Linked DNA regions of Mus musculus: region 2 is linked to region 1. A link is a loop called in an ENCODE intact Hi-C map of the cell type or tissue named here. Cell type or tissue: left cerebral cortex. All regions are shown on one strand. Each heading gives the region's core, and the rest is flanking DNA. Links, peaks and the distances in the headings are about the cores only.

Evidence for each region. Hi-C counts contacts between places; a loop is a spot of excess contacts. Peaks named below come from ENCODE experiments on the same cell type or tissue, not always from the same donor. Only the 100,000 strongest peaks of a DNase experiment are listed, where the experiment ranks them.
Region 2: a loop joins it to region 1, with 3 times the contacts of the local background. A loop is called at or near these places in 1 of 42 quality-filtered maps.

Annotation. Positions count from the first base shown.
Region 1 is chr3:31,304,737-31,309,557 of GRCm38, forward strand. All of the region lies in intron 1 of Slc7a14 (solute carrier family 7 (cationic amino acid transporter, y+ system), member 14), which reads right to left. Gm15496 (a long non-coding RNA gene) reads left to right here. Exons shown (of 3, transcript XR_880740.3): 1 at 1-4,562. Among named protein-coding and RNA genes, the nearest start is that of Slc7a14, 3.2 kb to the right of the region's middle. In left cerebral cortex, for the core only: no CTCF peak of the experiment used is centred there; DNase peaks (open chromatin) are centred at 2,615 and 3,399; H3K4me3 peaks cover 487 bases; H3K27ac peaks cover 373 bases.
Region 2 is chr3:31,092,944-31,097,764 of GRCm38, forward strand. It overlaps Skil (SKI-like), which reads left to right and starts at 2,115. Exons shown (of 7, transcript NM_001039090.2): 1 at 2,115-2,214; 2 at 3,760-4,821. The coding sequence starts at 4,388. In left cerebral cortex, for the core only: a CTCF peak has its summit at 2,126; DNase peaks (open chromatin) are centred at 1,808, 2,039, 2,389, 2,914 and 1 more place; H3K4me3 peaks cover 2,255 bases; H3K27ac peaks cover 1,616 bases.

The sequences.
Region 1 (4,821 bases), core at 1,479-3,978:
GCCAGTGCCAGAACTAAATTATTAATTCTCTGTTCCTTCAATATAAAGTCAGAGGATTCCATTAATTAACAAACACGGAAGACTCTTTTCAGCTCGGGGTAACAGCGTTTCTGCTTTTTTGAAAATCTAGGCCCATCCACAGAACAAACAATTTGTACTATGCAAATAATTGACTTTCAACTGAAGATGCTGATTACTTAAACTAAGATGATTTACTAGGCCAGGGTCATCCGCCTTTCAGAATATAACCTCTCCTTTATTAATGCAGTTTCATGTAAGGAAGGCCTGAGAATGACACGCTTGCCTGCCACCCAAGAGTGTCTGATCCTCCCTGGCAGTGCGTCTTGCAAGTCACCACCCATCTCCCTGTCATGCTGAAATGGCTGAGAAAGAAAATGCCTTGCCAGAGAGTCTGATTCCTTTTAGGCCATCTCATTTTGATTTCTTAGGGGCTCTGCTGATAGAGCAGCATAAGGACTTCCCCAAGTCTTCAACAGCTGCAACAAATACAACCAAGAGTTAGACTCGGGAGGAGTAGGGTGTTGGGTAAATCTCTGAGAAGCGTTGAGGAGACGAGTGTGGGGAGGGAGGTAAATATGATCAAGTACGTGCTGTGGCATTCATATGCGAAATTCTCAAAGAATTAGTGTCCTATGTTTTTAAAGAAAGAACTCATCTGCTGGTAGAATTTCATTTGCAGGGTTATCTTGTCCAGTATCTGAGCCCTGTGTTGGCCCAGTGTTAAAAGAGGAGAATGGCTAAGAAACAAATGTGCAACAAGCCATGGCTGCATATGAAAGCACTCCTACTTGAGGCATGAATAGCATCAAACAAGGTACTAGGCTTAGGAGTCCACACTACAAATGCTCCTATTTAAGGCCAGAATACTTAATGCAGAGCAGCCTCAAGAATTCAGCTGAAGTAATAGACTTGTACCCTTCTTTTGGCTTAATCAATGCATGAGATAGGGTTATTTTTGTTCACACTCACTTATGAGATGGGTTGGCACGCATTTCATTAGTAATAAGACATTATTTTTAAAAATTAATCCCTCTCATTGTCTGCACTGAGGAAAACCCATAATACACTTTTAAAATTTCTGAATCTCTAATATCACAGCAGTTCTCTTTCGAGACACTAAGAACCTTTAGTTAATGACTTTTTTTTTTTTTCGGAGAGGGAAATATGCAGGCTCAAATAAACTAAACTATAAACGGTGCACAGTTTCTATTAATAGACCCGAACCAATGAGAAATTTTAACAATCAAAAATTTAAATTCAACATGAAAATGAAAATACAGGCAAAATGTATTCTTATCAAAGATTTAAAATACGTGCAGAAGCCATTCCACCTGGACTACCTTGTTTGGGCATAGGCTATATTATATCTGGAAGTAATGATCAACAATTGTGTTCAATCACACTCTTTAAAAGTACTCTCATCTAGCTGTCCTTCAGTCTTCCCACACTGTCTGGGGCAGCTGTGGAAATCCCATGTATGTTTTACAGATGAGAAGGGAGTCTAGGTGTATAATGGCACCAACTGGCACACGCACTCCTGGTTCAAGCCATCTATTTCTCCCCTGCTTATCACAGTGTATTTACTAAGATAAGAGAGACACTCATTACTATGTGTATTTGAACTCTGGACAAGAGTAAGGTTACCTCTAGATTGGAAGCTAGGAAACCAAACCAAACCGAACTGAACTGAACCGAACCGAACCGAACCAAACCAAACCAAACCAAACCAAACCGAACCACCACCCCATTTATAGAGTTTATAGGAAGCAGATTCTTGAGGTTATCAGCTCCTCAAAGCTGATACAGAGCTCCTTGCTGTCTGGACTACCCTGTCCATCTGTGGGGCTAGAGATAGAGTAGGCACAAGTATTCTTTTCTCCTTTCTGGGAAGAAGCTTCAAAAGAGTCTTGAATCCTTAATTTGTCTCAATGCCTAGTTCTTTGTTGCCGTGAGAATTTTTTTTTTTTTTTTTTTTTTTTAGCACTTTCTAAAGTGGCATTGTCTAACAAAGCTTCTGACAAGATAATCACTTGTCACCTATGGTTATTGAGCACTTGAAATATGAGATACTGACTGACTTCTAAACATTTTAGTTACAGTTTGACTTTAAATAGGTCTATGTAGCTCTTGATTACTGTACTGGACAGAGAGGTTCTATATGGTTTAAGATTATGGCTCATAGGGCCCAGAACACCCCATCAGTAGCATCTTTAGGCTTGTGGGGTTATTTAATATGAACTTAATATGAATTATGCCTTAACTGGGCATAAAGGAGGGAGGGGCTGAAGCAAATTGTTGGCAATAACAACAAGAAGACATCTGGGGATCTCTGAGGAAGGACTAACAAATGGAAGATGGAAGATCCATTTGCATTTCAGTGCCATTTGGATTGAATTTGAATTTCTAAACTAAGATTTGGAGCAAGACAGCACCATCAATTCAGTGTAAAAATGTCTACTCACCAGGGCTACAGGAATCCAAAGAATGAAGATGAGATTTTACTACAGGCTGTTAAAAGAAGCACGGAGAAGTGAATGAGCTGTCAGAGTCTGCTAGGATGGCTGGCCATCTCAGGACAGTCTCTGATGAAGCTCTGTACTTGAGAGAATTGGGGAGACCCCAAGAAACGATAGATGAAAGGACTTGGCATCATGACTAACCTGTGGAGAGCATTTTATAAACGCTGGCACTATTTAGTGATTTGTATATCTTCCTAGATTATTTTAGAGCCTTCTTCCAAGTCCATCTGAAGCATGGAGAACTGCTTAGCATCATCAGTTTGGGGAAAATTGTGCCATTGGACTGAGTCAGAGAAAGTATAGGTAACAAGGGCATGGTGGAGACAGCCACAGCATCATCCCTGTTTGCTTTATGGGAAACATCACTGAAGATTGGTTATGTGTTTCAGGGACACTGAGGTAGACGGCACTGGAGTGGAACCAGAAGAGGAAAAAGATGGGAGAAATAGCTAAGGGGAATGACTATCTGCATGTTAGACATTTGTGCCTTATCGTGATTATCTGTGAAAGGTGACCAAGAAGGCATTGCGGGTAAATAGTTCAGGCCCTGTGGGTGAGTGAGAAGGGTGCTGGCTCTGGAAAGTATTTGCAGGATTAAGATACTAACTTCAATTAAGTGACTGGGAAGAATGGGAGCCCTGAGTTCCCACAGTCTGCTTTCTGTAAAACAACGTTGCCAAACACATGTTTACCACCATTACAACAGAACGAATCTAAAATGAAGGCATATCTGGGTTTCCAGGCTTGCTCACTGTTTCACTCTTCCCGTTCTTGTCCTTCCAGGAAAGCCTGCTGGTTTAGCTTCCAACCTGTTTCTGTAAAACTGGCGCTCAAGTTGTGTGAACAGTTGTGGCAAGCACAAGACAGTTGGCAGGGTGGGGGCGAGTGACAGTGGGTGGGTGAGCAGATTAAAGAAGAAATGACTAGAGAGATAACGGAGTGTGTGAAGGAGAATGCAGCCCTCCTTTTGTCAATTACTATATCCCTGCTTCTCATCACAGCTGTTGAAAGTTACATTCATGAGCAAGATCATATAAGTGACTTGGACATGGGAGCTGAGCAGTATACAGTGTGAACGCAACCTCTAACTGTAGATTTTCAAGATCCCTAACTGTAGATTTTCCATCTGTGTTATATACGGTTAAGCACTGGTGTGAAGTTTAAACTAGATGGCATTGTCTAGCAGAGTATAGATGCTCAGTAAATAGTCTCTCCCCGCCCCCATTCCCATTGCCTCACCCCATTCTTCATCCCACCCATGGAACACTAAAGAAATAAACCTACAGTGTATTAAAATTTGTGTTTGGAGGATGAGAAAATACGCGGTGGTGACAGAAGCATACAGAGGAGAGTCATAACCCAAAGCAAGCCTGAATCCATCTCCCTTTTAATTAATCCACTTATTTTTCTGTAGACTTACAGTTCTCTGGTTCCTAAAAGCTACAGAAATGTTTATCAGGACAGCATCCCTAACTGCTTTTTCAACACTATGAACCGGAAGACTTGGAACAGGAAGAACGAGGGCATCATCCAGAGTTATCAAGCCACATCCTGGAATGACAGGGCCCCCTTGTTTTTCTACCCAGACATGCTGGGAACCTCCAACGAAAGTCTGGGAAAGCAGAGAACTGGGAAAGCAAAGGATACTCGCTTGTTTTCTTGGTAAACACGAGACAATGCCCTTTAGGTGTTAGATCTCAACTGCAGGGAAAGCTGACCAGCCAGCACGGATCCCACCAGTCCCCAGGTATTTACCGCGCAGCAGACAACTTTCAGCACCCCGGACAGCGGCACACCATCCCAACTCTAGCCAGCTCTTCAACCTGTCCCCAGCTCTCAGAGGCAGATTATCCCTGCAACCCTTAGTTACTCTGGCCAGTTACTGCCTCTGCCACGCAGGCGAACATCCTTTGAGTCTCTCAACTCAAGCTCTCAATGAACCGAGTTTCGCACACGTAGCGGAATCACTATCAAGAAGAGACGACAGCCTGTGCTGCTTCCACCTTCCCTCATCTTTCTTCTGTAAGTCATTTGACAGCTTCTACCTTACAGTTTGATCATGATGTAAAATGCACACTTGGCGGGGGAGGAGGGTGACTCAGTGGAGACAGAAGGCTTGGGGCCACGCCACCCTACTCTGGCCCTCAGAATTTGTGGGAAACTGAGATGTGTTTTGGGGCTGGGAAAAAGGCCCCAAAGAGGCGAAGCAGTGCGTGCGAGAGTCCTCTCGAGAGCCGCGGGCTCCGGGCAGGAACCTACCCAGATAGCTCTCCCGTCACAT
Region 2 (4,821 bases), core at 1,111-3,610, 210 kb before region 1:
TTCTCAAAAACAGATTCCTCGAGAGGACAAAAGAACAGGAAGATAATGTATTTGATTTTTCTAAAAAGACTATTATCCAATTAATTTTGTTTCTCAAGCCTTTGACCATGCTAGCAAGTAATTACTTTTATGGCTGGAAAGATGACTACTAAATACTTAGCATTAATTGCAGTTTCAGACTCGCTTAAGACACACACACCTCAGTTATCTTGGTTTCTAAATTTGTTTTTTTCTGGTTAGATCCAGAGCCAGGTGCAAGGAGGCCAGGTGCTCAGTCTCAGGACTATCCTGGCGTTGCGCCTCAGCTTTCCAGTCGGGCTTATGAACATTCTGGCGGTTAGACCATCTATTCCCCCAGACTCGCAGATGCTGCTCTTCCCCCACTGGCTCTGCACAGAACATCATTATCTTTGCTGAGCTTCTGTCTCTATGGCAATAACAGATGGGAAGTGCTGCGGAATTATTCATGTTCACACAGGCAGTCAAGAAGCGTCGAGTAGGAGGTGGGAGAGGGGCATGACCTGGGAGCACGGAGATGGGGGCCGACAGGAGCTGGGGCGGAGGCGGTGATGAGAGGTGACATTTGTTAGACCTATTGTGGGGGTTAAAAAAAAAAGGACGAAAAATCCTCAAGCACAAAAGTATTCCCAATTGGACAACTGCAAATGTAGACCCAAACATGAGTAACCCCGAAGCGGTAAAATAAACCCGGCGAGAAAAGGAAAAAAAAAAAAAAAAAGAAAAAAAAAAGGTGGGGTGGGGGTGGGGTGCGCCACCGTCGCCGAAGCTCGAGTTCCCTAAGTCTGCGCAGTGCTACTCGCTGCGCTATTTCAGTTCCTGATCCTGCGGTGGGGTGGAGAAAAGGGGATTTCTTGGTGTTTCGAAATATGACGGGCTAGCTTCACAGAGTTGAATATTCGAGCTATCCTGGATACGTTGGCTAGGAAGTCCCCTCACCCACCCCCGCCGGCGGTTCGAGGTGGCAGCCGAAAGTGGTTATCTTCCTCCACCTCTTACCGTCTCTGGAAAAATTAAAAAGAAAGAAAGAAAGAAAAAAACACACCCGAAAACACCAACCAAAGTGCTTAGTGAATCAGAATGGGTCACTTATGGAGGCTAAGAGCAGCTGGGGCAGCAAGATCTGTCCCCGCGGTGCGCAAACCGCGGACTCTGGGGCGATGGCGGCCGGGTCAGGCCACCCCAGAGCGGCCAGGCGGGGCTGCTCACCGGCAGCTGGCAGGGCGGCCGCGGCGGGAGGCCCCACGGGGGCGAGAGGCCCCGCGACGTCGGCACTGGGCGGGGGGAGGGTGGCAACACTGGGAGCGGGGAGCACGGGGGCAGGTGGTGGCGCTGCGGGGGGGGGGGCGGTGGCAGCGCGGGGGCGTCTGCGCGGCGGGCTCAGCCCGGGGGTCGCGGCGGGGAGCCACCCGCAGGCCACCTCCGGGGCGGGGCCGGGCGGCCAGCTGCGGCCGCGGGGGTTGAGGGGGGCTGCTGGCCGAGCCTGACCTCGGGCGCGGCCAGCTGCCGGGGTCGCGCACAGTGCAGCCCGCCGCGCCCTGCCCCCTCTCCCCCTTCTCACCCCCCCCGCCTCGCAGCGCGGCGGCCCGGCGGCCAGGGCGCCCCCAGGTCTGGCCCGTCGCCACACGGCGGCGGGCGTGGCGAGGGCGGCCCCAGACAGCCGGCTGAGCGACTCGAGGAAGGAAGGAGGGCGGCGGGGGTGGGGCCGAGGGAACATCCTGTCTGAGCCGGGCACCGCAGACAGCGCCGTGCGCCAGCCGCCCAGACGGCGCGCCGGGCCAGCAGCGCGGGGTACGCGCGAGGGGGGCGGGGGAGCGGGAGCACGCGCGTGCGCGGCCGAGGCGCCAGGCGCGCGCCCCGGTCGGGGCTGGGGACGCGCGCGCAGCCTGCAGTGTGCAGCCCGCCGGGAGCCACAATAGGCCAGACGGCGCGCGCGCCCGAGGGGCTGGCTGGCGCGGGGCCGCGCGGCGCCGCTGGCTTCGTTCCCTCCCCTCCCCCGCCCGCCGCCCTCGCTGTCCCCCGGGCGGCCGGAGACGGCGGCGGCGTCTGCGGGAAGCCGTGTCTCCGCAGTGACGTGGGCGGGCCGCGGGCCGGGTGACGTCAGAGGCTGTGTGTAGCGATGTGTGTGGGGTTCGGAGCGGCGCCGGCACAGCGAAGGCGGCTGGCGAGCGACGGCGACGGCGACGGCGGGCACAGGTGCGGCCGCAGGTCGCGAGGGGACGCGAGGGGCGTGCGGCCTCTGGGGGCGCTGAGGCGGCGGCGGCGGGGGTGATGGGGAGGGCACAGAGCCCGGGGGTCTGCCCGGGCGCGGAGGGCCTGAGTGGGGCGTCCGGGATGCGTGGGGGTCCCGGGCGGGGTCGCGGGCACAGGGCGCGCGGCGGGGGTCCCACGGGTGTACAGGCCTCGCGGATTCTGGGACGGGTCAGCTGGGAGGGGATGGCGGTGCACTTGACCCGAGCCGCCGGGACCCAGGAGACCTGGACCCTGGTCATCGCCGCCATCCCCCGGCCGTCTGCGCTCGGCGGGGATGCCCCGGGCTGGCCCCAGCTCTAAGCGTCCGGCGACGCGGGCTTCCGGGCTTGGCGCCTAACCTGCCCGCGCCCCTGTGGGTGCCACGGCTCAGGGTGGGTCAAGTGGGGGGAGGCGCAGCCCTGGGGCGCCTAGGTAACCCTAGAGAACTTCCCGCGGGCCGGGGGCGTGGGGTATTTCCACCGGCGGCCCCCGCAGTGGGGCGATGTGGGGAGGGCACTTAGGGTGATCCCAGTCACAGAGGTGGGGGTTGGGAGGACTCCTACTTCCTCTGCCCCCTCTCACCTCACCAGACGCCGGGAGTCCCCTGCTTCCCTGTCCTTTGGGTTGATGATGAGTGGGTGTCTCTGCGTGTGCGCAGGGCTGTGGGGGCGCCCCTGGTCTAGGTCATGCCTTCTGCCCTTTTCCTTGGCTCGCCTTGGCTGAGGTGTCCCTGTAGTGGCGAAAGTCACAGTACGGTGGCTAGGTGGCTTTCGTCCATAATTCTCTGGGTTTGTGTTAACATAAATTGCTGGGAGTTTAGAAGCAAAGCTTTTTATTTGTCGGCTTTTACTGGGTTTTCTCCAGGGAGGGAAGTGGATGAATACTCTTTTTCGCCACTCTGCCTCCATTTGCATTCTTTGTGAGGTCTGTCTGCCTTGTGCTTTTTGTCCCGGATTAGTCTTGCTCATGGATGGAGATTTCCAGGCGTGGAGTCTTACAGCTTTTGGCTTCCATTAGGCAAATTCGCTAACCTTTTAAAGGGAAAGTTTTTTTTTCTTCTTCATTCCAAAAAGATAGTATGTATGAATGTACTTGAAGTTTAGTTGCATATGGTAGGTATATTAACATGTATCTTGGGGGGTGGGGAGACCAGAAACTACAGGTTTTTTTTTTTTTTTTTTCTAACGAGAAAGGATTGTTTTTTAAAATTTAAATGGCATGCATAGTTGAGAAAGCCTCTGGTACTGAGGTTTGGTTATTCGTATTCTAAATTTGTGTACTCGTCCTTGTTTGGAGAGGCATTATTTAATGCTTCTGTTACCCACCGTCTGGACTGCTTCCTATTTAGATGAAGTTTCTTTTAGATAACTGGTGTTAGGTTGGAAGAAACCACCCAAGTGTTACCTTTGGTAAAATGAACTGAGTTGAAGATTAAGAAACTGGTTTTAAACAGACCCTTTGGCCTCTGGAGCTAATTCAAATGTAACTCCCCACCCCTTTCTCTTCCAGATCAATTAAAAGAAGAATGAGCTGTAATCCCTGAAGATAAAACTGGACAGCTTTTTCATTTAGTATATGTATATTTTTAATTATAAAAGTTCAGGTGGAGTCTTCAGTTTATCAGTACTGAGCAGCAGATCACCATTTTCAGGGACGATACCTGCCTCTTCTTTTTTGGTGTTCTTGGCAAAAATTAAACCCATTGCGTCATTGTAACTCATGTTTGGGTGTAGTTTCAGGATACAGTCATGGTATAAACTTCCCACATGCTTTGCTTAAAAAACAAAACCAACCAAACTCAACCATTACACCGAACTTTGGACTTCTTGAATTGAGCTTTATTTTAATATAAATACCTGAAGTGATTTTCTCAGAAGTGTGCTTACGATTATATTCTTATTTGTTATTAGAAGCAAACAAAACTGAGAAGTTTTGTAGCATTTTCAATTATATCTTAAAGTACAGCTAAACCAAAACAGAGTTGTACAATCTATTGAGTAAGAAAATTCATCTTTGGAAAGTAAACATTTCTAAGTGAGTCATAAGTATTTGTATACATTCCCCTTTTCTCTTCAGATTAGGAACTGAGAACAACATGCCAGTTGCAGACTTAATCGTTTAAAGCACCAGTGTGGCCATGGAAAACCTCCAGTCTAAGTTCTCCTTAGTTCAGGGTTCAAATAAAAAGCTGAACGGCATGGAGGATGATGGCAGTCCTCCTGTGAAAAAAATGATGACCGACATTCATGCCAATGGGAAAACCCTGACCAAGGTGAAGAAGGAGCACTTAGATGACTATGGAGATGCATCCGTGGAGCCGGATGGCGAGCACGCCAAGCGAAACCGTGTTTCTCTACCTGAAACTTTAAATTTAAACCCCAGTCTGAAACACACGCTGGCACAATTCCACTTAAGCAGTCAGAGCTCTTTGGGTGGACCAGCAGCATTTTCTGCTCGATATTCCCAGGAGAGCATGTCACCGACTGTATTCCTGCCTCTTCCCTCTCCTCAGGTTCTTCCCGGCCCTCTTCTCATTCCTTCTGATAGCTCCACAGAGCTCACTCAGACTCT